2 separate regions of the Homo sapiens genome follow, and region 2 is linked to region 1. Evidence: chromatin loops called from intact Hi-C (ENCODE). Cell type or tissue: IMR-90. All regions are shown on one strand. Links, peaks and the distances in the headings refer to the core of each region. The heading gives the core; the rest is flanking DNA. Region 1 has its middle 33 kb from the start of TRQ-TTG4-1. Region 2 overlaps EPM2A (EPM2A glucan phosphatase, laforin).

What was found. Peaks named below come from ENCODE experiments on the same cell type or tissue, not always from the same donor. Only the 100,000 strongest peaks of a DNase experiment are listed, where the experiment ranks them.
Region 2: a loop joins it to region 1, with 4 times the contacts of the local background. A loop is called at or near these places in 3 of 110 quality-filtered maps.

Annotation. Positions count from the first base shown.
Region 1 is chr6:145,209,271-145,221,916 of GRCh38, forward strand. No RefSeq gene overlaps it. Among named protein-coding and RNA genes, the nearest start is that of TRQ-TTG4-1, 33 kb to the left of the region's middle. In IMR-90, for the core only: a CTCF peak has its summit at 5,412 (motif pointing left); no DNase peak of the experiment used is centred there.
Region 2 is chr6:145,697,614-145,710,259 of GRCh38, forward strand. The region is part of intron 1 of EPM2A (EPM2A glucan phosphatase, laforin); the gene reads right to left. Among named protein-coding and RNA genes, the nearest start is that of EPM2A-DT, 31 kb to the right of the region's middle. In IMR-90, for the core only: a CTCF peak has its summit at 6,766 (motif pointing left); a DNase peak (open chromatin) is centred at 8,118.

The DNA of each region.
Region 1 (12,646 bases), core at 2,111-10,110:
TCACCTTCAAGACTGAAGTCAAATGGTTGACTTATTTAGTAATAAGGATGAAGTCCATTCTGCTGTAACCAAATCTACTCTCCTTTAGAGAGACAGAACATTTCCCAAGGTCTAAACCAATCCCCAAAACTTATTTTGGAGAGAAAAACAGCTGCTGGCAAGTAAACAAATAGCAGTCCTTTGAGGCCTCAATTTCCTCAGAAAAACAGGGACAATAATCTATGAGCAGTGCTAAAGGGAGGAGAGCCGATGAGGTCATGCATTTAATATACATAGCACAGTGCCTGACACATGGGAAATACTTTATAAAAAAAACTGTTATTTTTGTTTTTAAAACTGGCAGAATTTGAAGACGGGAAAAAAATCTCACTTTGTAGTAAGACAAAGAGGGGCAATATTTGAAGGTTATATTTGATAGGGTGCAGGCATGAATGTATTAACTATTTTGATCAGAGGACACAGAGAATGGGCAGGGTTCAGCTCACCCGTCCATCTCAAACTTTATGGGGTATTAACTCTAGATGTCTGAGCTGTTCCACACAGGAAGCAAGCTGCTCATGTAGATCGTGTTTCATAGGTGGTGAATATTATTAAAAACCTTTTTGATTCATTCGTAATTCCTAAACTGATATTTAAATTCAGTTAATAGAGTCTGAATCCAAATGCCTCTACCTCCTGTTCCTTGAGTAGCTAAGGTTCTTGTTTCTGAATTAGTAGTACCTGATTTCTGGGATGGTCTAGCTCAGTGTGGTATTGGCATTGGACAATGGCAAAAAGAACAAATATAGAAAGTCTAGACAAATACTCCATTCCATTTATTAGCGTGTGTCCTAATCTTGTTCCAATTTTGACAGATAAGATACAGTGCTTCCATAAACACAACTGATTATATAGAATGGACATTTGAAAAGAACAAGTTGGAAATGATACACATTTTCATTATTTGTCAAATTTTTATAAACTGACTTTTCCAAATTCATTATTTTATTCACATCCATTTTATTTGACTTATTTTAAATTGGTAGGCTTATTATTTAAAAATAAAAACAAAAACCCAGACTCAAGGAATCTGAATTCACAGTCCTCTGAAAATAGTATGGAAATGAAAATATAATTTTAGTGTAAAAAGAGTTACAGACTTAACGTACCTCAAAAGATGTCCGTTCTTTTAAGGTTATTTTAATTTGACTAGAGAGGGAAGAGAGGTCATAACTTTGAACTTTTTAAATAGCCTGAAAAAATTAAGAAACTGATATCTCTCTCCTCTCTTCTTCCATACTTTGGCTCCTCTTTCTCTCGTGCAAGATCTCATTTTGCTGAAAATGCTCATTTCATGTTTTAAAATATTTCCCTTCAGTTTCAGTTCTATTAATAAACAGCTGAATTTTTCTCTTGGCTAATCATCTTTTCCAAGTATTTTATTCCTCATTTAAATTATAAATAATAGATAATCATCCATCTATTTACTCAAAAAAAGTATCAGGCTCTTGCTGTTTCCCTGTATTTTGAAGATATAAACTGGAGTGAGACTTATCTCTGCATTTAAGGAGCTCATTTACCTCTAATCATTTGTTCTCTTCCAAGTCATTGGACACATCCCCAGCACATTCAGAGTGTCCCAATAATCACAGTTTATAGCTTTGATAACTGTTGATATTCTTTTGTCTTCATCACTAGGATCCTTGACTCTTACTGGTGACATTTTGGTGCCTTCTTTCTATTTGCTTGGCTAAACATTAAATACTAAATAAGCCAGAGTTTTTAAAAACAAAGATTAGATCCACTCACTAAGCATATAACAGGCATTATTTATCCAGAGATAAGGCTCTGGACACCTAGCATTTTCTCTTTGTTCTGCTATTAATTCTTTGTATAACCCCATCAATTTATCCCACTGCAGTATTCTAAGTCTGTTGAGAGCTGTTTGTCAAAATTAAGATCAGCCATAAAATTTTCAGTTTTTGAACAAAGTAGCACAACTAGGTTTATTACAGTGGAGTGACTTCATTACCTTCAAATCACTGATAAAAAAACCCCAATTTGCGAAAATCGAATCAATCACTCATTCATTAGCAAATAAAATGCAAAAACATCTACTTTTTACATTATGGACTATCCTGATTTTTATGTATATATCTCCAGTTGCAAATCATTTATTTTCATTGTTATACACAGAGAATATGCTCCTAGAAGGATAGACACAATATGACAATGTTCCACCAACACATGAAATATGACGTGTTAATAAGCATTTAATTTTATTTGCTTTAAAAATAGACAATTTAAATGTTTTACCTTTTTTCAAGTACAAATGGTGTTCATGTAATTCTCCTATGATATCTTTTCAGTCAGGTAGTCAAATGGCTAAACGATTGAAATGAAATTTGCAGACTCATTTAGCATGGGGCATATGTTTAAATGGGATGCAGAATTCCCTCATCCTGGGGAGCCCTCGCTGACTCTCTCTGAATATTTAAGCAGTCAATCTGGTTATGCCATTGCTTCATTGACTAGACAACACTAATTCTATTAAAGCCACTGGAGATGTGATTTAATCAGTTCGCCCATAGCAAATGTTCTATAAAGAATGTGCAACTTCTTTAAAAATGATGAAACTTCTAGAATTAGATTATTTAGCTCAATCTTCTACAAGAATCCTTTTCAAGTTAACTTCGAAATATGGTCATCCAGCTACCGCTTGAGTATGTCAAGGAGTGGGTGACCACTACTAGTTTGTGGAACATTCCATTCCAATGTTGGATAGTGAAAAGTCTCTTACGAGACTGCTTCCTCTTTCTCAAGGCTGCCATTTAATATTGTGGCCTTAGATAAACTTTTTCAACTTTTCTAAACTTTAACTTCTTCATATACATAATGATCATTTTGATAATACTTTCCTCACAGTGTTTTTCTGAGGATACAATTTTTTTTTTTTTTTGAGATGGAGTTTCACTCTTGTTGCCCAGGTTGGATTGCAATGGCGCGATCTTGGCTCACTGCAACCTCCACCTCCTGGGTTCAAGCAATTCTCCTGCCTCAGCCTCCCGAGTAGCTGGGACTATAGGTGCGCGCCACCATGCCCAGCTAATTTTTGTAGAGATTTAGTAGAGATTTGAATTTTAGTAGAGATGGGGTTCCACCATGTTGGGCAGGCTGGTCTCAAACTTCTGATCTCAGGTGATCCACCTGTCTCGGCCTCCCAAAGTGCTGGGATTACAGGCGTGAGCCCCTGTGCCTGGCTGAGGATACAATTTTTAATGCCAAGGCTGGCAGATCACAAAGTCAGGCGTTTGAGACTAGCCTTACCAACATGGTGAAACCCCATCTCTACTAAAAAATACAAAAATTGGCTGGGTGTGGTGGCATGCGCTTGTAGTCCCAGCTACTCAGGAGGCTGAGGCAGGAAAATTGCTTGAACCCAGGAGGTGGAGGTTGCAGTGAGCCGAGATCGCACCCCTGTACTGCAGCCTGGGCGACAGAATGAGACTCAGTCTCAAAAAAAAAAAAAAAAAAAAACTATGTAAAGTGCTGTTGGTACATTTGGTACATACTAAGCTCTCACTCAATACCTGAGAGCTGTTGTTGTTAGTGTTTTTACAACTATGGCATAATTAATTAGATGAAGCAGAAGATAATAAGTTACTTACCATAACTTCAAAGTGCCTTTAGTTAAAAGCAAGGTAGGCCTGAAAGCCAGGTTCCTCCTTTTACAAAGGGTAACATGTGCAGCTTAAAATAGGATACAGTAAAAATGTTCCAGACCATTGACTCCTGGCTTTGTTTCCTTTACTTTAGAAGTTAGGCTTTGACTCTGGCAGTGTTACAGGTTTAACACAATTTGAAAAACTTCTGTATATTATGGGATGTGTGATGTGACAAAAACTAGAAAGTGTAGTTATGAATGTGTTTCAAGGATCCCATCTAAAGACTCTCTTTGCCAGATTCTAATTAGAGTTTTAAGACTGCTCAAGTTATTGTTCACTTGATTTCTTTCTACGGTACAAATGGTTACAAGCTTACCAACTCACCTGTTGCATGGTACAAATGGCAGTAAATACCATTGCTGGGAAATATCAGCTGAGAGAAAAGTCAGTCTTTCATTGGGAAGTCTGGGTAGCTGGGGCTCTGGAGGAGTTTTCTTCCACCAGAGCAGAGACAAACTTCTCTCTGAATTGATGGGCAGAGTTCTCTCTAGCCACATTTTAACTGAGGGTGTAGCTTTTCCAAGGGTCTGCTTTATGCAAGGAATCCTGTTCAAACTCCCTGGCTCTTTGGAGCCCAAGATCTTAAATTTCATGACCACCTCAATGTTAAAGCCATTGGCTGTCAGGGCCAATTTCTGGGTCTAACACTTCTATTCTCCAGCTTATCTCAACTTCACCTGAGGTTGCATTCTTTTCTTTTTCATTTGTGTCCCACGGAGATTTTTCTTTCTTCTTACAGGCCTATTTATATTTACTTTCTTTTTCAGTTATGTTTTATGTCAAGTTTCTGTTGTTTATAGTAGGAGGAGTGACTTGCTATCTCAATTCTTAATGTAAGAACTGACAGTGAAAGAACATCTGCTTTGTATTGAACTAACGTGGGCCTCTCAGTATAATTTCTCCTTGCTGGTCTTTCTGCTATATTCTGACATCACCGAAAATGTCCAGTAGAGATGGAGTGTGGTTGCCATTCTTTAGATGCTCTTCAGTTTTTCAATTACCTTAAAGTGATAGGCCCAAAGCCTAACATCCCAGGGTGTTTTAACCAATGTAAACTAAAGAACTGAACGATCCCCTCTTTTGCTCTGAATCCTATTATTCCAATGATGCAATGTGTGATTGTACAGGCACATTTTGACAGCTTTAGAAGCTATTGACCCAGAATAAGTTTAGTGAAATAAATTTGTATGTGCTGCTGTAATACAGGGTAGAATTGAAGTTTAATTTTGTCAACTGGTTTCAGTCAGTTCAAGTAGATTGAAGATGCGCATTAATTTTAATGGTTTTTGTTATCTATTTGAAGTGTTCTCGTTGGACTACGGAAAAGCGAAAATATCCACAAGTGAAATCTTTGAAACTAATTCAAAGACAACCTAATACTAAGTAAAGAAGGGCAAAACTTTACTAAAACATATTCAACATGTGGCTGACTTGGCCTTTTCACTTTTATTGGCTCAATTTATAGATTTTTTACAAAGGTCAGTGTTTTGTATTCTCTATTTCAGTTCTTCTTTTGATTTTTTTCTTCATAATTAGTCTTATGACTATACCCTTAATTTAACACACAAAATATCCAACCCACATTTTTTTTTCTCCAAATTTTTTCTTTTACCAGTGAAAATTTAACCCTACAAAATACTTAGTGATAAATTTGATATAATTCAGCAGGTTGTTGCCATTTTTTAAGAAATAGGTGGTGCATTTACTGCCACCTGGTGGAATATTTGAGACGAGAGAGAAATAGAAACTAGATTAGTAAAAAAAAAAAAAAAAACACATTAAAAATACCTAACGAGGTAAAATTTCTTCACTGAGTCAGTATACTGGTTTACCTGGAGCCATGTAAAATTAATCTGGGCCCATATGTAACTTAAATTAATCTGAACCAAAGAAAAACATGGGCTTCAATTGTATTTTCTTTGGCTAGTTATTAATTTATTGTCCCAATGTAGGAGGCAATGCTAATCTGATTATAATTCATATTTGATTGTTTAGACATGAAGGCAAATGTCAGAAAAACCTAAAAAACTAGAAAATTTTTTTCTTACGTGTTCTTTATCTTTGATTCTCTGTATTAATGTTTGTTTGTATCCCTTAGTGAATCAGCCTGATTTTGGCTTGATTCTTTCTCTCATCTGTGTTCTACAGTTTGGTCTATCTAACATCTCAACAAACCAAGACAAACCAGGTAAAATTTCCTTGCCGTTCCTCACTTCAGCTTCCGTTTCTCCCAAAGTATTCTACATTAGTTTCCTTTTTTTTTTTTTTTTATGAACAAATTGTGAAGAATCTGGTCGCAGTTTTGTGATCTTCCTGCTAAACATCTTGGGATAGCAACTTTACTTTTCATTCTCATATTACACATCTGTATAATTTCAGGGATTGACTTGTTTATGTTCAATGTTCTCTTACAATTCTGAGACTCTATGAAGTCGTGAATAAATTAATTTAAATTTAAATGAATTTGACCAGTTAAAACCCTCTACAACTGTTAATACTGTATTCAGGGCACTAAAAGCTGATAGAATTTCCCAGACTTGATATTAGATTGAACAATTAGCCTTTCCTTAAATGATGCCACAACTGTCTGGTTTATTACTTATAATTTATACCACACTTGTTTCTTTTATTTGTCTACATTTATTGAGTCTTTGTTAGCTCCTGGGGTTATAGTCATAAACAATAGGTCAGCAAACAACATTAGGAAGATAGAAATAAACAAATGATTACAGCATACCTTAGTGGTTCCTCAACTTGAATGTTTATAGAAATCACTGGCAATATTTGATAAATTTGTAGATTCCAGGGCTCTAATAGAGCCTGATTACTTGAAACAATTAAATTACTTCTGATTCAATAGGTCTAAAAGTAAAGCCATAAACCTGTATTTTTCAGAAGTATTTTAAGTAATCCTGATGCAAGTGGTAGGACATACAACACACAAGAAAACTTGATATGAAAAATGGATGTTATAAAAGTAGGTAAGCACAAGGTATAAGGGAACATAAAGAAAGTGTATTTAATTCAATTAGGAGTCAGAGAAGCTGATAAGGAGTAAACCAGGAGAAGGAATGCATTCAAAAAAGAGTCTATGATTTCAAGCAAAAGAATAAGAATTCCATGTGGGAGAGCTTGGCACTTTCAGGGGATGGCAACTAGGTCAGTATTTCTGAAAGGTACAATTTGAGGATGAAATTGACCATATATTCAGGTAAAAAGCAAGTGTCAATAAATTTAAAAGAACTAGTGTAATTGGACAAAACGTCCTGATCATAATGCAATTAATTTAGAAATCGCTAATTTATTTTACTGCTTTATATGAATGAAAATGTGAAACTCACCAGATATTTAAATAATTTTTAGGTCAAAGAAGAAATCATAAGAAAAGTATAAAAGTGACAAAACTTAACTCTAATGAAAATGCTACACATTGGGAGAAATAGGGCAAAGTTTTGAATAGTATTTAGAGGAAATATTAGAGCCTTAAAACATATATTGAAAAAGTAGGAACCTTAGAAATTAAAGAAAGTGGAACAAAATTAAAATATAAGCTACTGAAAGTAAAACCCAAATACAGCAGAACAAAACAGGATTATTGTATCAATTTACAATATTTTTAGGAATTAAAACACATGCACACACGTGTGTGTATGTATGTTGACTAACGTATTATTTAGTTGAGCGTTTTTAATAATTTGAGCTTTGAGTTGAACTTACGAACTGTTTAAACTTGCAAGTTTTAAACTTCCATACATATGAAGTTTAAAAATAAGGTTTGCGTTGTTGTTATTGATTTCTAAGTCAATACCTAGGTTGGTACGTCACTGTATTCCACCAGAATGTGATTCCAGCTGTATCCAAGAATATGTATATTCTTTTTCTAAATGAATTTTCATGGGATAAATTATCATACAAATTAGCACATCATTAGTTAAGTTACAGATCTCAGTGTGCTGCGTAAGATGACTCCTTACAATTTTCCCATCTTTAATCAGTAAGAGAGAGATATGTATTACTATCAGGGCTATGGACAAAGATCTAATCCTATAATGAATATATGTATTATATAAGTATCTTTCTTCATTGTATGTCAATAAGGTAAAGAAAAAACTTATTTCTGAAGTAGTGGTATTAACAAGTAAATAAATGAAGGTGTTATTTTGCCTAAATATTCAACCTCAGGTGATTAGCATAATACCATTTTTATTTCTTTTAATTGTTTATTTCCATAGGTTTTTGGGGAACAGGTGTTATTTGATTACATGAGTAAGTTCTTCAGTGGTGATTTGTTAGATTTTGGTGCACTCATCATCTGAGCAGTAAACATTTTTATTTCCAGTATCAATTATAAAAATAAACATGTTCTGATAGTTAATACAATTGAGATAGAAAGAGGCTGTCTAGCCAAAATATTATTCTTGAATACCAGTTATGATCTTATTTCAGTAGGCCTTATCTTGAAACCTTGCTCCTAACACAGTAATGCATTATACAATATATCTGCAGCAATTTATGGTTCATAAACACATTGTATTCATCTGGAATTATAATGAAAAAATAGTGACAATAATCCCAGACACTATACCTTTTCTCCCCTTTCATTGCCTTCTATTAGAAAGCCTGTTGGCATTGAAACCATTGGAAGTTTTGGAGACTTTTAAGCTAGGCAGGAAGCCTTGAAAAGTTGATTTAAAAGCTTGAAGAGGGAGACTATGTGAGAAAAGAATTAACATGGTAGACCTGACACTCCTTTTCTTGGAAAGTCCTGCCTGAAAGATTGAGCCTTGTCTGGTATCAGGGAACTTGACTGGCAAACAGCTTTCTACACTAATAAAACTTCCTTAAATGAAACAAGTGGCTCACTGTGCTTACTCCCTAAGTTATTTATACGAACAATACAATTTATTCTGAACACCTGCTTTCTTTAAGGAAATCTGGAATTCTGGTACATGCTAGGCAGAGAATGCCTTTATTACCAGATTACAATAAAAGCCTTGGACACTGAATCTTCAATGGGCTGCCTAGTACATACGTGTTGTCCCATTTCAAAAATGGGGAAATTAATGTGTCCTGTGTGACTCCAGTCTTGGAAGCTTGTGCTTGGTTTCATCTGGATTTTTCCAAGTGCCTTTTTGCTTTGCTGATTTTGCTTTGTATCATTTCACTGTAATAAGTCATAGCCATGAGCAGGATTATACGCTGTGTCCTGTTAGCCGCTCTAGCAAATCATCAAGTTAGATTGTGGTCTTGGGGACCACACTCAACATAGTGATATACAGGAAACATTGACCTGCCATGTAATGTTCCCTATCCATGCTGTTTGAAAGTGGAATAATACAAAGGAAAAAGAGTCATATATTTGACCAATTTGGAGTTATCTGGACTAATAAACACCCTCTAAAACTATAAAAGTGTCTTTTGAAAGTGCCAAGAGGTTCATCAGTTATATACTGAGCAATAATACTAACACCTAATATCATTACAGCATTTCTTACACTAGTCACAGTCCTAAATTCTTTAACTGGATGATGTTATTTAATCTATACAGTGTCTTATAACAGTACCTGTAATTAGTCCTACTTTACAAATAGAGAGACTGAGGTCAGAGTAACTAAGTGACTTGCCCTGGTCACACACCTTGTGAGAAGCAGAGGCGGGTTGTGAACGTAGGGAATCTGATTCCAGAGCCTACCCTCTTAACTACTGCCCTCCTGTATTTGGTCCAGACTTTTTCTAATCTATTATAGAAGGAAGAGGGATTTTGGTTGGAGGGAGAGGGATAGATAATTTTGGAATACAGAAACTTGATTCCTGGAAGGCTTAGATTGTTACTTCCCTTTACTCCATCATACTGTGATTACGGCTACATATTTTTTAAAATCATACACTGAGGACATAAGGGGAAAATACTGGAACTGTGTTGGCCTGAAGGCCTGAAAAGAAGAGGCTGGAAATGTAAGGGAAATTAGAAAATAAATTAGGAAAGTGACAACTATAAAATTAACATATTTAAACAAATATGGCTAGAGCCCAGTGATCTTATTGAAGGAAGAAGAAAGATTTTGGTGTTTGGAAATCCAAGGAAGCTAGCATTGCGAGGCAGAACAACACAACAGAGAGACAGACACTTCATATATCTCTATCTCTATTATCTCTTTCTCTCTCTATCTCTATCTCTATATTTAGATATATGATATCTATATTGATCTAGATCTATCTATCTATCTATCTATCATCTATCTATCCCTCTGTCATCTGTCTACCTATCTATTTGACATCGAGGTAGGTATCTTCAGAGGATACAAAGTGATCCTCTAAACTCTTTGGTGAAATAGTGATGTAGGCTTGCAGGTAAGAAAACTACCTGACTCAAGGGAAAGCATCACAGAATCACGGAAAGGAGCAGGCGGAACAATCCTAAATGCTCATTAATGGATCAGAAATAGTTATTATTTCCAGTGGTCAAAGTGGAGAAATATTTTTATATACAGGGCATTGGGTAGAGTTCTTAGGAAGCTATTGTCTCAGTATTGCAGCTAAGTTACTCCCAAATTACCCAAAGCAGAAAAAAAAAATGAAAAAACCACCACAAGGCACATCGTTGTAATATTGCTGATATCAGTGATGAAGAGAAAATGTTAAAATCACCCAGAGGATAGAAGACAAGTCAAGTACAGAGGAATGGCAGCAGATGTGACATCAGGAACCACCCAAGCAAGAAGAAATGATAAATATCTTTAAAGTGGTGAAAAGAAAAAGAAAACTAAATCTATATCCAGACAATATATTTTTCAAAAATAAAATCAAAATAAAGACTTTTTCAGATAAATAAAAGCTAAGAGAATGTATTACCATCAGATCTTTACTACAAAAAAGGTTAAAGTAAATATTTCATGAAAAAAGAAAATACCACCGGAAGTTTGAATTTACTACACAAAGAAATAAAAAGCATCAGAAAGAGTAAACTTATGGGCAAATTTAAAAGCTTATGAAAATATTTTTGAGAAATTTAATAGATAATAGACTTTTATAAGCAAAGAATATGTTTTGGCATTTCTAACATATGTAAAAGTAAAACTGTGACAAAATAGCACCAAGGCCAGAAGCAGAGAAATGGAACTACAACAAGCATACTGTTGTAAAGTTCTCATACTATAAATAAAGTTATGCAATATTACTTGAATGTACAAGTTAACAATATAGATTGTAAACCTTAAAGCTACCATCAAAAAAACCTACAAAGAGGCTAGGCTAATAAACCAACAATGGATGTAAAATGAAATATTAAAAAACACTCAATTAGTACCAAAATGTCAGGAAAAGGGGGAACAAACCCTCAAAATTAGATGGGACAATAAAAAATAACCAGATGTTAATTTAAGCCCTCCTTTATGAATAATTCTATTAAGATAAGGGATTAACAGTGTAACTAAAAGGCAGAGGTTGTCAGACTGATATAAAAGCAAGATCCAATTATATGGTGATATGGTTTGGCTCTGTGTCCCCACCCCAAATCTCATGTTGAATTGTAATCCTCAGTGTTGGGGGAGGGACATAGTGGGAGGCAACTGGATTGTAAGGGAGTGGATTTATCTCTTGTTATTCTTATGATAGAGAGTTCTTACAAGATCTAGTTATTTGAAGGTGTGTAGCACTTCACCTGTCCCTCTCTCTGTCTCCTGCCAACATGTGAAGATGTGCTTGCTTCCCCTTCACCCTTCCACCATGACTGTAAGTTTCCTGAGGCCTCCCCATCCATGCCTCCTGTACAGCCTGTGGAACTGTCAGTCAATTAAACCTCTTTTCTTTATAAATTACTCAGTCTCAGGTAGTTCTTTTTTTTTTTTTTTTTCTTCAGATGGAGTTTCACTTTTGTTGCCCAGGCTGGAGTGCAATGGTGTGATGTCGGCTCACTGCAACCTCAGCCTTCCGGGTTCAAGTGATTCTCCTGCCTCAGCTTCCCAAGTAGCTGGGATTACAGGTGCCTGCCACCATGCCTGGTTAATTTTTGTATTTTTAGTAGAGACAGTGTTTCACCATGTTGGCCAGGATGGTCTTGAACTCCTGACCTCAGGTGATCCACCTACCTTGGCCTCCCAAAGTGCTGGGATTATAGGTGTGAACCACCACACCTGGCCAGGTAGTTAGTTATAGCAGTGTGAGGGTGAACTAATACATATGGCCTTAAAAATTATTTTTTAAACCCCACCAAAAAGTGGACAAAGGACATGAACAGGCATTTTTCAAAAGAAGATATACATGTGGCCAAAAAGCATATTAACTAAATGCTCAACATTACTAATCAATAGAGAAAAGCAAATGAAAACCACAATGAGGTATCATCTCACACCAGTCAGAACGGCCATTATTAAGAAGTCAAAAATTAACTCATGCTGATAAGATTGCAGAGAAAAGGGAACACTTATACACTGCTGGTAGACATGTAAATTAGTTTAGCCGTTGTGGAAAGCAGGATAATGATTTCTCAAAGACCTTAAAACAGAATTACCATTCAACCCAGGAATCTCATTATTGGGTATATATCCAAAGGAATATAGTTTATTCTACCATAAAAACACATGCACATGTTTCTTTATTGAAACACTATTTGCAATAGCAAAGATGTGGAATCACCCTAAATGCCCTTCAACAGTAGACTGGAAAAAGAAAATATGGTACATATACATCATATAATACTATACAGCCATAAAAAAGAAGGAGATCATGTCTTTTGCAGCAACATGGATGGAGCTGAAGACCATTATCCTAAGCAAACTAATGCAGGAACAGAAAACCAAATAGCACATGTTCTCACTTACAGGTGGAAGCTAAACAACAAGAACACATGGACACAGAGAGGGGAACACCGGACACCAGGGCTTACTTGAGGGTGGAGGTGGGGAGGAGGGAGAGGATTTAAAAAATACTGTTGGGTACTATGC
Region 2 (12,646 bases), core at 2,767-10,766, 490 kb after region 1:
GCGGCCATTTTAGAGGCCTACCCTCAGGGACGCATTCTCTTTCTCAGGGGTGTTCCTTGCTGAGAAAAAGAATTCAGCAATATTTCTCCCATTTGCTTTTGAAAGAAGAGAAATATGGCTCTGTTCCGCCCAGCTCACTGGCGGTCAGAGTTTAAGGTTATCTCTCTTGTTCCCTGAACATTGCTGCTATCCTGTTCTTTTTTCAAGGTGCCCAGATTTTATATTGTTTAAACACACATGCTGTACAAACAATTTGTGCAGTTAACGCAATCATCACAGGGTCCTGAGGCGACATACATCCTCCTCAGCTTACGAAGATGATGGGATTAAGAAAGTAAAGACAGGCATAGGAAATCACAAGGGTATTAATTGGGGAAGTGATAAGTGTCCATGAAATCTTCGCAATTTATGTTCAGAGATTGCAGTAAAGACAGGCATAAGAAATTATAAAAGTATTAATTTGGGGAACTAATAAATGTCCATGAAATCTTCACAATCCACGTTCTTCTGCCATGGCTTCAGCCAGTCCCTCCGTTCAGGGTCCCTGACCTCCCGCAACAATTTGTTCTCAACAATTAGAGTTAAGGTCATTCAAATGCTTATGAGAACATAGACAAAGGTCCTTGAGACATTTGTTATGCTTCAAATTCTATGAGAAAATAGACAAATGTCCTTGAGACAGTTGTTTAGCAGTCCAGTATGACGCGTTAGCCCTCTCAAAGGTAAGCTCAAGGCATGCAGAAAAAGGAAACAGAAGGAGTGATTGACAAAGCTTAGCCTTGGATTCACTATCTGCCAAGCCTCCAGTGGGGATCTTTGAGGGAAAACTCCCAGAAGGACCTTGATCAGTTCCAGCTAAGAATTTTAAGGGAAGACTTAATTAACAACTGTCAAACCATACAGAGCAGAAAATAGTACAACAAAAAACTTCTATGATTATAAAAAGACATGGATGAAATGGAGGCTTATACCAAGTTAATTTGAAGAAACATAATAGAAAAAAAAAAAACAAGGTAAAAGCAAAAGTAAAATTTAATCGTGCATTTTTTAAAATACTAATAATTGAATATCCCATTGTTATGGACTGTATTGTGTCTCCCCCACCCCAAAATTTATATAATGAAGCCCTGACCTCCCAATGTGATTATATTTAAACATAGGACCTTAATTAAGGTAAAACAAGATCACAGAGTGAAGTCCTAATGCCATTACACCCCATAAGAGGAAAAAACACCAGAGATCTCTCTCTCCTCAAGCACACTGAGGAAACACCGTAAGGATACAGGCAGATGGTGGCTATCTGCAAGCCAGGAAGAGAAGCATTACCAGTAACGGAATCTGCCAGCACCCTGATCTATGACTTCTAGTCATCAAAATTGTGAGAAAATAAACTTCTGTTGTTTAAGCCATCCAGTCTGTGGTATTTTGTTATGGCAGTCCTAGCAGACTAATACACTCATATATGCAAAATATTCCAATTTAATCCAGTTAATAATCAAGTATGATTGAGAGCTTGTTATGTATCCAGTCCTATGCTAGGAAGGGGTAATAAATGAAGTTTAAAACATGATTCCCACAATAAATGAACTTCTGTTGATTAGATAAAAGTTATAGGAAGCCATTAGTGAGTGAAACGAAACTAAATTATGAAAATAATTTTAAAACTGTATGTTAACTGAAACATGAACAGAGTACCAAAGGATTGCAAATAGGCCTCATCTCAAATGCCACTTTCCATGTATGATGACTGAAAGGCTATGCTGAGTTGTATTCTAAGGATCAACTGGCTCACTGGGAGAGAAAAATTATGATAGGTTTGTGGTGTGCATATGAATGTAGAAAACTAAAAATGGACTATGTTGGAGAAGGTAATATCAGTATGGGCTAGAATTACTGAGAAAGGATTTATAATAGAGGGAATGGGTGCTATGCTGTGATGAACAACAGGATATGCTTTAGACACATGACAAAGAGTACAAGAATGTATGAATAAGTATGATTCAAGTTAGGAAATGGATAAGAACAAATCTGTTTATTTCAGTGGGTAGAGTGACAACACTGGCCCATAGGATGTCCATATTACTGACTGAATTCCAAAGCCAGCACTGTAAAACAACTGGATTTCATGACTTGGAAAGTGAAGAACAGAATTACACATCTCTAACCATTACTGTATTTAAGAAGGCATTTTTTAATGCAAAGCATTTACATTAGTTAATGATTCATGATGATAAACATATTTCAAAATAGGAAGCATTTCAAAGGTTGTAGATTATGCTGAAAAAATTCCACAATGGCATTACCAGACAATTATGCTTTCATTTAAAATTAAACACAATAACAGAGCTTTCTTGAAATATAATTTTAAAATCAAATCTGAAACTCAGATTACTCTTAATAGGCTTCACTCAAACCATCAAGATTGAATTATTAATAATTCATTCAATGTGATAATAATCTAAAGAGATGCCAAAAGATTTGACCACCTAATTTGATGTGATCAAAACTTTTGGCAGTTTATTATACTATGACTAAAGATCAACCTATTAAAATGTGCCATCTCTGTATTATTGGAAACATTTGCTGGATACTGAAATTTACTTTCTATGTCACATGCAGAGATGTTTATTTTTGTGTTTAATAAATTTTGATTTAATTATTCTAATAATCTTTAATGTTGATTTTCCTACTGTCATTAAAACAATTTTCATGGCAGTGTCTAGACTTTTGTTGTTGTTGTTAAGACTGGTAGTTCATTTTTTTTCCTTCATGGCACTCTCAGAATTAACTAGAAATTTCCCTATTCATAGCCTGAACACAAATCCAAGTCATATGTTAAAAATAGATAAAGCATCTATATCAGTATTAGTCTCATTGTATAAGCAAATTTTTCTAACCACATTTTGCTACTTCATTTCGTATACCTTAAAGCCCACACACACAAAAAAAAACCTATCTTTGTGCACTTAAATATACAAATAATGCTGAGGCAGAAGGAGATAACTTCCCTAGTAGCTATATCTCAACAGTGTCCAACATTTAGTTGCAGAGAACACAGAATATAACTATTCATCCTGGAACTCTTCAGAACATTGAGAAATATTTTACATTTAATTCCATCCTAACCCAGCTAGCTAGGTAAACATGCATTTTGGCAGTTTCATAGTAAGAACATATTTGGCATAAAATATGTCTTCAATTAAGATTTTCCAGAATGTGGACTAAATAATTTAGTAAAACACTCCCTTGAGCTGATCTAGTTCTGCTGCAAAAACCATCCCTGATAGCTTCACACATTGCTTTCTTCCATGGCAAAAATATTTTACGAATATTAAGGGCATACAGTTGACATGAATATCACATATGCATTGGAAAGAAACTAGAAATATACAGCTAGTTGAAATGGAGGATAAAGTGACCAAATACAATCTTTAAAGATGAAATTGAGAAACTAGGTTGTTTTAAATCCTTTTAATAAGACATTATAAACTGAAAATAAAAGAGGGCGTAATCCTGGCAATTAGATTATCCTAAAATTTGCCGTAATCATAAACTACACATGTATAAGAAACAACTGAAGAAGAATTTTCTTTCTTTCAGAACTATGTCTGATTGCAAGCAACAGAAAATCTGGTTAACAGTGACCTAAACAAATATTAATATAAGACTCTGTCTTACATAACTAGAGGTGAGAAGCCAGGTAGCCCAGAGCTGGTCAACACCAAGATCTTCCTAAATGTCTGCTTTGCCGTCCTTCACATGCTGACTTTTGTCAAGCTTCTAACCTGATGTTCATAGGGTCACCTCTAGGCATCATGTCTGGAGTCCTAACCATGAAGAAGGGTGAAGGACCATGCCAGCTAAGCCTTTGTTCCTTTTCATGAGAAAAGCAAAAGCATTCCTGAGAGCCTTGCCTTCCCATATCTCATGAGCCAGAACTAGGTGACATTAACATCCCTAGGCCAATTGCTACCCAAGAGGAATAAGATTACCATAACTGGTTATAGCAATGATTCATTCCATTGCTACCTAAAGAAATCAGGATTCTGTTGGCTGCGGAGAGTGGAGAGAAACAAATAATGGTGATAGTGATGCACTGGAACACATTATCTTTCTCCAGCAAGTAATTTTGGAGGATAAATCATATTTCCTTAGGCATCACATCTCCACCTGATTTAATTCAAAACTATTCCATGTATTACATTTTTAATTGCAACTGATTTTTATTTAAACAAGTCAGCAGTAAAAGTAGAAGCATTTTAATGTACTCTTAAAACTTGCCAATTGCCACACACACACACAAAAAAAGCGAGCAAGAAAGAGAGTACCAGTTATTTGTCTAGTTCTTGATTGTGTCTGGCTTATACCTCTTCGCTATAACACAGAATCTTCTCATTCTATTCCTGGCTTTAAATCTCCCCAAATCCCTCCTCTTCCAGGTTTCCAATCATCTCTGCCCAACAGCATCTCTTATTGCCTTCTCTTGCCTCTAGCTAGCCCTGTGCTCACCCAGCACTCTTACTTCCCTATTCATTCTTCAGCGTCCTGCAATATGGCATCTGCACTCAATGCTCTATGGAAAAAAAACTTTAAACAAAGTCATCTGCTAGTTTCCATAATAATTTTTCACATTTCTTTACCTGTGTGCAATACTTAATGAGAGTGACCACCCTCTGTCGAAACTCTCCTTTGTAGGTTCCGTAAAACTTCTTTCTTGAAAGACAGTATTTTATAGCAGTTAAGTGCATGGGCTCAAGATTCAGACTCAGACTTCATTCCAAGTTGTATGATTTACTCTTTGTAAACAGTAATGAGAAAATCATTTAAGCAAACTGTGTCTGTTTTCTTATTTGCAAAAAGAAGAAAAAAAGAAAAAGAAAAATGCCTATCTGCCTCATAGGGCTGTTGTGAGAGAATTCAATGAGATAATCCATTTAAAAGATTTAACATAGAAACTATCACAGTTGATGTTCAACAACCAGTAACAGCTCTTAACTATTACCTTACACCTCTTCCAGTCCTCCTAGTCTTTGCAAAACTGTACACTAATGCAAAAGAGGTATACTACTAAAACAAACTCAAATTATTTTAACAATAACCTTGTTCAGACCTATATGTATCAAGACAAGACCATAATAACAGTAACTCCACTTGGGCTTATGTGTTTCCAAGGTACAAGATTTTTCAGTAACTCACATAGTTTACAATTTCTGCCCAACCCCTGCCCAACCATGCTAGCTTTACCCTAAAACTGAAACTACAAACTCTTTTCTCTTTGACTTGTGATCAATGCAATTTCTCTTGTTCTCTATTTTTATAAAATAACTTAATGCAAATGTAAGAGTTAACTTTTATTAATCTCTTCTTATTGGTTTATTCCTATCTGTGGGACAAAATATTTTGAATAGTGCTCATCTTAAACAAAATACCAGCTATCTCTCCCAACTTTCTCTTATCAGCAAATTTGATAAACATGTTTCTTTTTTTTTTTTTTTTCGAGACGGAGTCTCGCTCTGTTGCCCATGCTAGAGTGCAGTGGCACCATCTCACTCACTGCAAGCTCTGCCTCCTGGGTTCACACCACTCTCCTGCCTCAGCCTCCCAAGTAGCTGGAACTACAGGCGTCCGCCACCACGCCCAGCTAATTTTCTGTATTTTCAGGAGAGACGGGGTTTTGCCGTGTTAGCCAGGGTGGTCTCGATCTCCTGACCTTGTGATCTGCCCGCCTCGACCTCCCAAAGTGCTGGGATTACAGGTGTGAGCCACCACATGTGACCTTAGATATTCTTTAAAAAAAAACTTCCTTTTTTTCTTCCTGAAAACAGCAAAGATTTGGCACAAAACAATTAAAATGTTACATAGCATTTTAGCCATTTAAAAATATTTATTCTATCTACATCAAGTTTTATAAACAACTTTAAACAGCCTAATTTTTCAAGGCAATTACTCTCTTATACAGAATACAGTGATTATGTCAGTTTAAAAATTGCACTGATAGTCTCTTTACAAGTGAAAACTAGCAATCCATTACGCTGCTGAATGACTCTGATCTTCATGCTGTAGGATACAACTACTCTAACACATTTATGCCATTACTTACCTCAAAACCTTAATATCAACAAAAGTCAGCAAGGAATTATTCACCAAGCTTTACAAGTATACTTTTCTTATTTAACTCATCTTGTGGGACTAATTTTCTAGGAAATTCTGACACAAAGTTAACTGATATGAAACCATGATAAAGTGTTTCTCGAACATGTCATAAACATCAAGGATTTCACATAACAACTGTGTGATGATCTTCTGATGATAGGATAAAATAGGCATCACTGGTATTATCAGTTAAAAAGGACATCCATCAGCTTAATTTTAAAAACATTATTTTAAAATTGTCATAAAGAACCAATAGCAAGATTTTTGTAGGTTATTTTTAACTACTTTTAATTACCTACATCAAAGTAATCTGCTTATATCTGAGCAAAATTAAGCTATCTAATACATATTCCCAAATGAAGCAGAAGTTCTTAATAAATTGCTAAGCTTAAAGAGACTGCAGTCACATTTACTTCATTAAAGATTTTTTAAATGAATGGTAGTGGTTTATCTGAATTCTTTGAGAGAAAGGGAGTGCATGGGATGAGAAAGGAGAAAGATAAGGTTGGGAAACAATGAGGTACTTATTTAAAATAGTTATCAAATTTTTTTCTATAAGATTATATACAAACTATAAAAATTACAGTAGAGTGCAAGTGAAATACTGCCACCCAGTGGAAACAGAATATAAATAAAGTATTCAAATTTGAAAAGATTTTAAGAATTTCCTATCGCTTTTCATTTGGAATAATAGAGTTTAATAATTTTCAAAGTATTCTAAAATGTATTGTTTCTCAAAAAATCCAGTGGGACAGATAGCGGAAGTGTTAGTACATCTTTTCCTGAGTCTAAATTTCAAGATTAAATGACCTGACAGTCCTATACTTATACAGCAAAGCAAGGACTGAAGCCCAAGGCTGCTGGCTCTCAGTTCACTGCTGTTCACACCATATAACCCCTCCTAAAAAGCCTTTGACACCTCCATCTTTGTCCAAATATTGTACTTCATAGAGGATAAAACTGAGACTCAAAGATTATCACGTCCAAGGGTTCTTGGAAAAATAACCTGAGGCAGTACCCAAATGGTATTAATATTCTTAGAAGACTTCTAGTTTTCCTTTAAAATTCCTTTGAGATTTGTGTACTATTCCATAAGATAGATGTGTCTGTTTTAATTTCTAAATAATGCTTTTTTCCTCAAATGTCTTTTAGAAAAACTTATGCTTTAAGACAGCGTTGCATCTTTATCTCATGTTACAAATTTCCAGGCACATAATCACATTGAAGAAGGAAGATGGAGTGTATTCCAGTTTGAAATTTCTGGAAAGTGCCTTGCTCAAGTTCATATATTTATCAAGCATTTAATGAACATCTGCTACATGACAGGCATTGTTTTTGGTCCTAGGGCTTGCTGTAATAACAACCCCAAAGTATCAGTGGTATAAAAGAGCAAAGGTTTGGGCTGGGCACAGTGGCTCACGCCTGTAATCCCAGCACTTTGGGAGGTCAAGGTGGGTGGATGGCTTGAGCCCAGGAGTTCAAGACCAGCCTGGGCAACATGGTGAAACCCTGTCTCTACCAAAAACAAACAAACAAACAACAAAATATAGATATATAGATATAGATACAGATACAGATATATAGATATATATAGAGATAGATAGATATACACATGCACACACATACACACACACAAGTTAGCTGGGCATGGTGGCGCACACACCTGTAGTCTCAGCTACTTGGGAGGCTGAGGTGGGAAGGTCACCTGAGCCAGAGAGGTCTAGGCTGCAGTGAGGCAAGATTACGCCACTGCACTCCAGCCTGGGCGACAGACTGAGACCCTGTCTCAAAACAAACAAACAAAGAAAAAGTGCAGGGGTTTGATTATCTCCCATGTTAGAGTTCATTATAGATTGGCTAGGGGCTCTTGTTCACATTGTCATCATCTTCATGCTGACCATCAAGGCAATCCCTATTTGAAATAGCAACAATTTCTTGGCAAAGAGAAAGGAGAATGAGGCAACGCAACAGGAAATGACACACAGCACTTCCTCTCATATTTTACTGGCCAAAGCAAGCCACATAACAAAGATATACTTCTTCAACAGAGCAAAGAAGAACAATCTTCCCCTGGGGAGAGGACATGGATACTGGTAAACAGTAATCGCCTGCCATGCTCCAACATTTCCAAGATATACCAAGGAAAGATGGTGCTGGGTAACATGGAAGAAAGAGATCAGATCTCTCTGTATATGTGATGGGAATTCAAGCAATTTATTTAAATATGAAAAGAAGGGGTTTGCATAGAAGGCTGGAAGACTTGGAATGTTTAGGTTTCAGATATTCAAGATGCAAATGACTACATATTAGACAAGTAGAGAAAAGGTATTTAGAATGTTTGTGAGTATAAATTAAGACTCAAAGTCCCAGTTCTGGACATAGTACTTTATCAGTGTAAATCCATAAGAGCTGCCTGTATCCCATGAAGGATCCCACATCTTAACAGGAATTACACTGTAGGGTTGCTTATTGGGCATATACACAAAACTATAGCCAGGTAGGTGGTGTGTCAGAGCCTGATGTACAAAAATTATACCTAGAATCAACACATTAGGTTACCTAATTTATATATATGTAAACCTGCAAACAGTTGAGTGAGGACAACAAAGCCAGAAAGTGCACTAACCACATATATAACCGAAATATGTAACTTCACTAAACTGCATGCTATTTTTATAGCTCAATAACATTTGCTCCAGCTGGAAGGGTGCATGTTTTTCTTTCCCTCTGCTAATGCTGGAAGGTTAAGTCTCAGACAAGAAGCTCTAACGAAAGCCTTTATACTAAATCCAATCAACACTGATGGCCTAGGTAGCCACTGGAGAAAAACAGAGCAACTATACCTACAATGCACTAAAAGACCATGGCAGACAACACATAGAGATTAAAATAATATGCCGCTGTACTCCCAATCCAAAGGAATGTGTATACGCATGTGTTAGTGTTGTGTATTAATAAGATGGTTTTGTTCAAATACATTCAATAATTTTATATTGTATAATTGCTTGCTATGTTTAAGAATTATATAATAAATATAAATTATTTGAAGAGGCCACTTGCTATAGTTTAAGTGTTTGTGTTGCTCCAAAATTTATGTTTAAACTTAATCCCCAATCCAATGATATTGAGGTAGGGACTTTTGGAAAATGATTAAGTCATGAGGGCTCCACCCTCATTAGTGGGATTAGTGTCTTTATAAAAGGGCTTGAGGGAATGAGTTCATCCCTTTTCCCCTCTGCCATGTGAGGCTGCAGCAAGAAGGTATTATTTTGGAAACAAAGAGAAAGCCAAATCTATTAATACTGGTGCCTTAATCTTTGACTTCCCAGCCTCCAGAACTGTGAGAAATAAATTTCTTTTGTTTATAAATTACCCAATCTAAGGTATTTTTGTTATAGCAGCCTGAAAAGGCTAAGACACTACTTCTGATTGGTTTCCATATTATTACACCAAAGTCAATGTAGTGAATGTATCATGGTTTATTGTAGAACTAAAACTGCCATGATTTTGTCAGAAATCCAAGAAAATGGTACAGTACTAAGATAGGAAGTGGCAGGGGAAGAGCAGGCAAAAGTAAATAATTGCCAGATTGTGAGAAACCAGAAAGACCATACTAAGAAGTTTAGACTTATTTTATAGGAACTAGGAAATCATCTGATATGGTTTGGCTGTGTCCTCACCCAAACCACATCTTGAATTGTAGCTCCCATAATTTCCATGTGTCATGAGAGGAACCTGGTGGGAGGTAATTGAATCATGGGGGTGGGTTTTTCCCTGTGCTATTTTCGTGATAGTGAATGAGTCTCATGAGATCTGATGGTTTTATAAAAGGGTATACCCTTGTACATGTTCTCTTGTCTGCTGTCATGTAAGACGTGATTTTGCCCTTCTTTTGCCTTCCGCCATGATTGTGAGGCGTCCTCAGCCATGCGGAACTGTGAGTCAGTTAAACTTCCTTCCTTTTGTTATAAATTACTGAGTCTCAGGTATATCTTTATTAGCAGCATGGGAACAGACTAATATAGTAAATTGGTATCAGTAGAGTGGGGTGCTGCTATAAAGATACTTTAAAATGTGAAAGTGACTTTGGAACAGGATAATAGGCAGAGGCTGGAACAGTTTGGAGGGCTCAGAAGACAGGAAGATGTGGGAAAGTTTGGAACTTCCCAGAGACTTGTTGAATGGCTTTGACCAAAATGCTCATAGTGATATGGACAGTGAAGTCCAGACTGAGGTGGTCTCAGATGGAGATGAGGAACTTCTTGTGAACTGGAGTAAAGGTCACTCTTGCTATGCAAAGAGACTCGCACCATTTGGGCCCTGCCCTAGAGATCTGTGGAACTTTGAACTTGAGAGATGATTTAGGGTATCTGGTGGAAGAAATTTCTAACCAGCAAATCATTCAAGAGGAAGAAGAGCATAAAAGGTTGGAAAATTTGCAGCCTGATGATGCAATAGAAAAGAAAAACGCATTTTCTGGGGAAAAAATCCAGCTGGCTACAGAAATTTTCATAAGTAATGATGAGCCAAAGGTTAATCACCAAGACAATGGGGAAAATGTCTCCAGGGAATGTCAGAGACCTTTGCAGCAGCCCCTCCCATCACAGGCCTGGAGAAGCAGGAGGAAAAAATGGCTTCCTGGGCTGGGCCCAGGGCCCACTGCTGTATGCAGCCTAGAAACTTGGTGCCCTGTGTCCCAGTCACTCTAGCCATGGCTAAAAAAGGCCAAGGTACAGCTCAAGCCATGGCTTCAGAGGGTATAAGCCCAAAGCACTGGCAGCTCCGGTATGGTGTTGAGCCTGTGGATGCATGGAAGTCAAGAATTGAGGTTTGGGAACCTCCACCTAGATTTCAGAGGATGTATGAAAAGCCTGGATGCCCAGGAAGAAGTTTGCTGCAGGGGCGGGGTCCTCATGCAGAACCTCTGCTAGGGCAGTGCAGAAGAAAAATGTGGGATTGGAGCACCCACACAGAGTCCCCACTGGGGCACTGCCTAATGGAGCTGTTAGAAGAGGGCCACAAACCTCTAGACCTCAGAATGCTGGATTCACCAACAGCTTGCACTGTGTGCCTAGAAAAGACACAGACACTCAACAGCAGCCCATGAAAGCAGCCAGGAGTGGGGCTGGACACTGCAAAGTCTTGCATTAGTGTGACCTGGATGTGAGATATAAAATCAAAGGAGATCATTTTGGAACTTTAAGGTTTAATGACTGTCCTATTGGTTTTCAGACTTCATGGGGCCTGTAGCCCCTTAATTTTGGCCTATTTCTCCCATTTTGGACTGGTGTATTTACCCACTGTCTGCATCCCCATTGTATCTGAGAAGTAACTAACTTGCTTTTGATTTGATAGGCTCATAGGCAGAAGGGGCTTGCCTTGTCTCAGATGAGACTTTGGACTGTGGACTTTTGAGTTAATATTAAAATGAGTTAAGACTTTGGGGGACTGTTGGGAAGGCATGATTGGTTTTGAAATGTGAGGACATAAGATTTTAGAGGGGCCAGGGCAGAAGGATATGGTTTGGCTGTGTCCCCACCCAAATCTTATCTTGAATTGTAGCTCCCATAATTCCCATATCTCATGGGAGGGACCCAGTGGGAGGTAATTGAATCATGGGGGAGGGCTTCTCTCATCCTGTTCTCGTGCTAGTGAATAAGTCTCACGATATCTGATGGTTTTATAAAGGGGAGTTCTCCTGCACACACTCTCTGGCCCGCCGCCATGTAAGATATGACTTTGCTCCTCTTTTGCCTTCCAACATGATTATGAGGCCTCCCCAGCCATGTGGAACTGTGAGTCAATAAAAGCTCTTTTCTTTATAAATTACCCAGTCTCGAGTATGTCTTTATTAGCAGTGTAAGAACAGACTAATACATCATCTAAATATTTTGAATACACATGTGACATTATCCCATCTGTATTTTAGAAATATAATTCTAGTAGCTTGTAGAGGAAGGATTGAATAGAGAAGAAACACAAAGTAGTTCCTGTAGAAGTTCTTTAGATCATGTAGAAGACATAAGGAAATAATCCAGGGCAGAGGCAGCAAGATAAAACTCAAAAAGATTGTGGGATTGACAAAAACAAGAAATGGGGAAAAGATTCCCTATTTAATAAATGGTGCTGGGAAAAATGGCTAGCCATTTGCAGAAAGCTGAAACTGGATCCCTTCCTTACACCTTATACAAAAATTAATTCAAGATGGATTAAAAACTTAACTGTTAGACCTAAAACCATAAAAACCCTAGAAGAAAACCTAGGCAATACCATTCAGGACATAGGCATGGGCAAGGACTTCATGTCTAAAACACCAAAAGCAATGGCAACAAAAGCCAAAATTGACAAATGGGATCTAATTAAACTAAAGAGCTTCTGCACAGCAAAAGAAACTACCATCAGAGTGAACAGGCAACCTACAGAATGGGAGAAAATTTCTGCAATCTACTCATCTGACAAAGGGCTAATATCCAGAATCTACAAAGAACTCAAA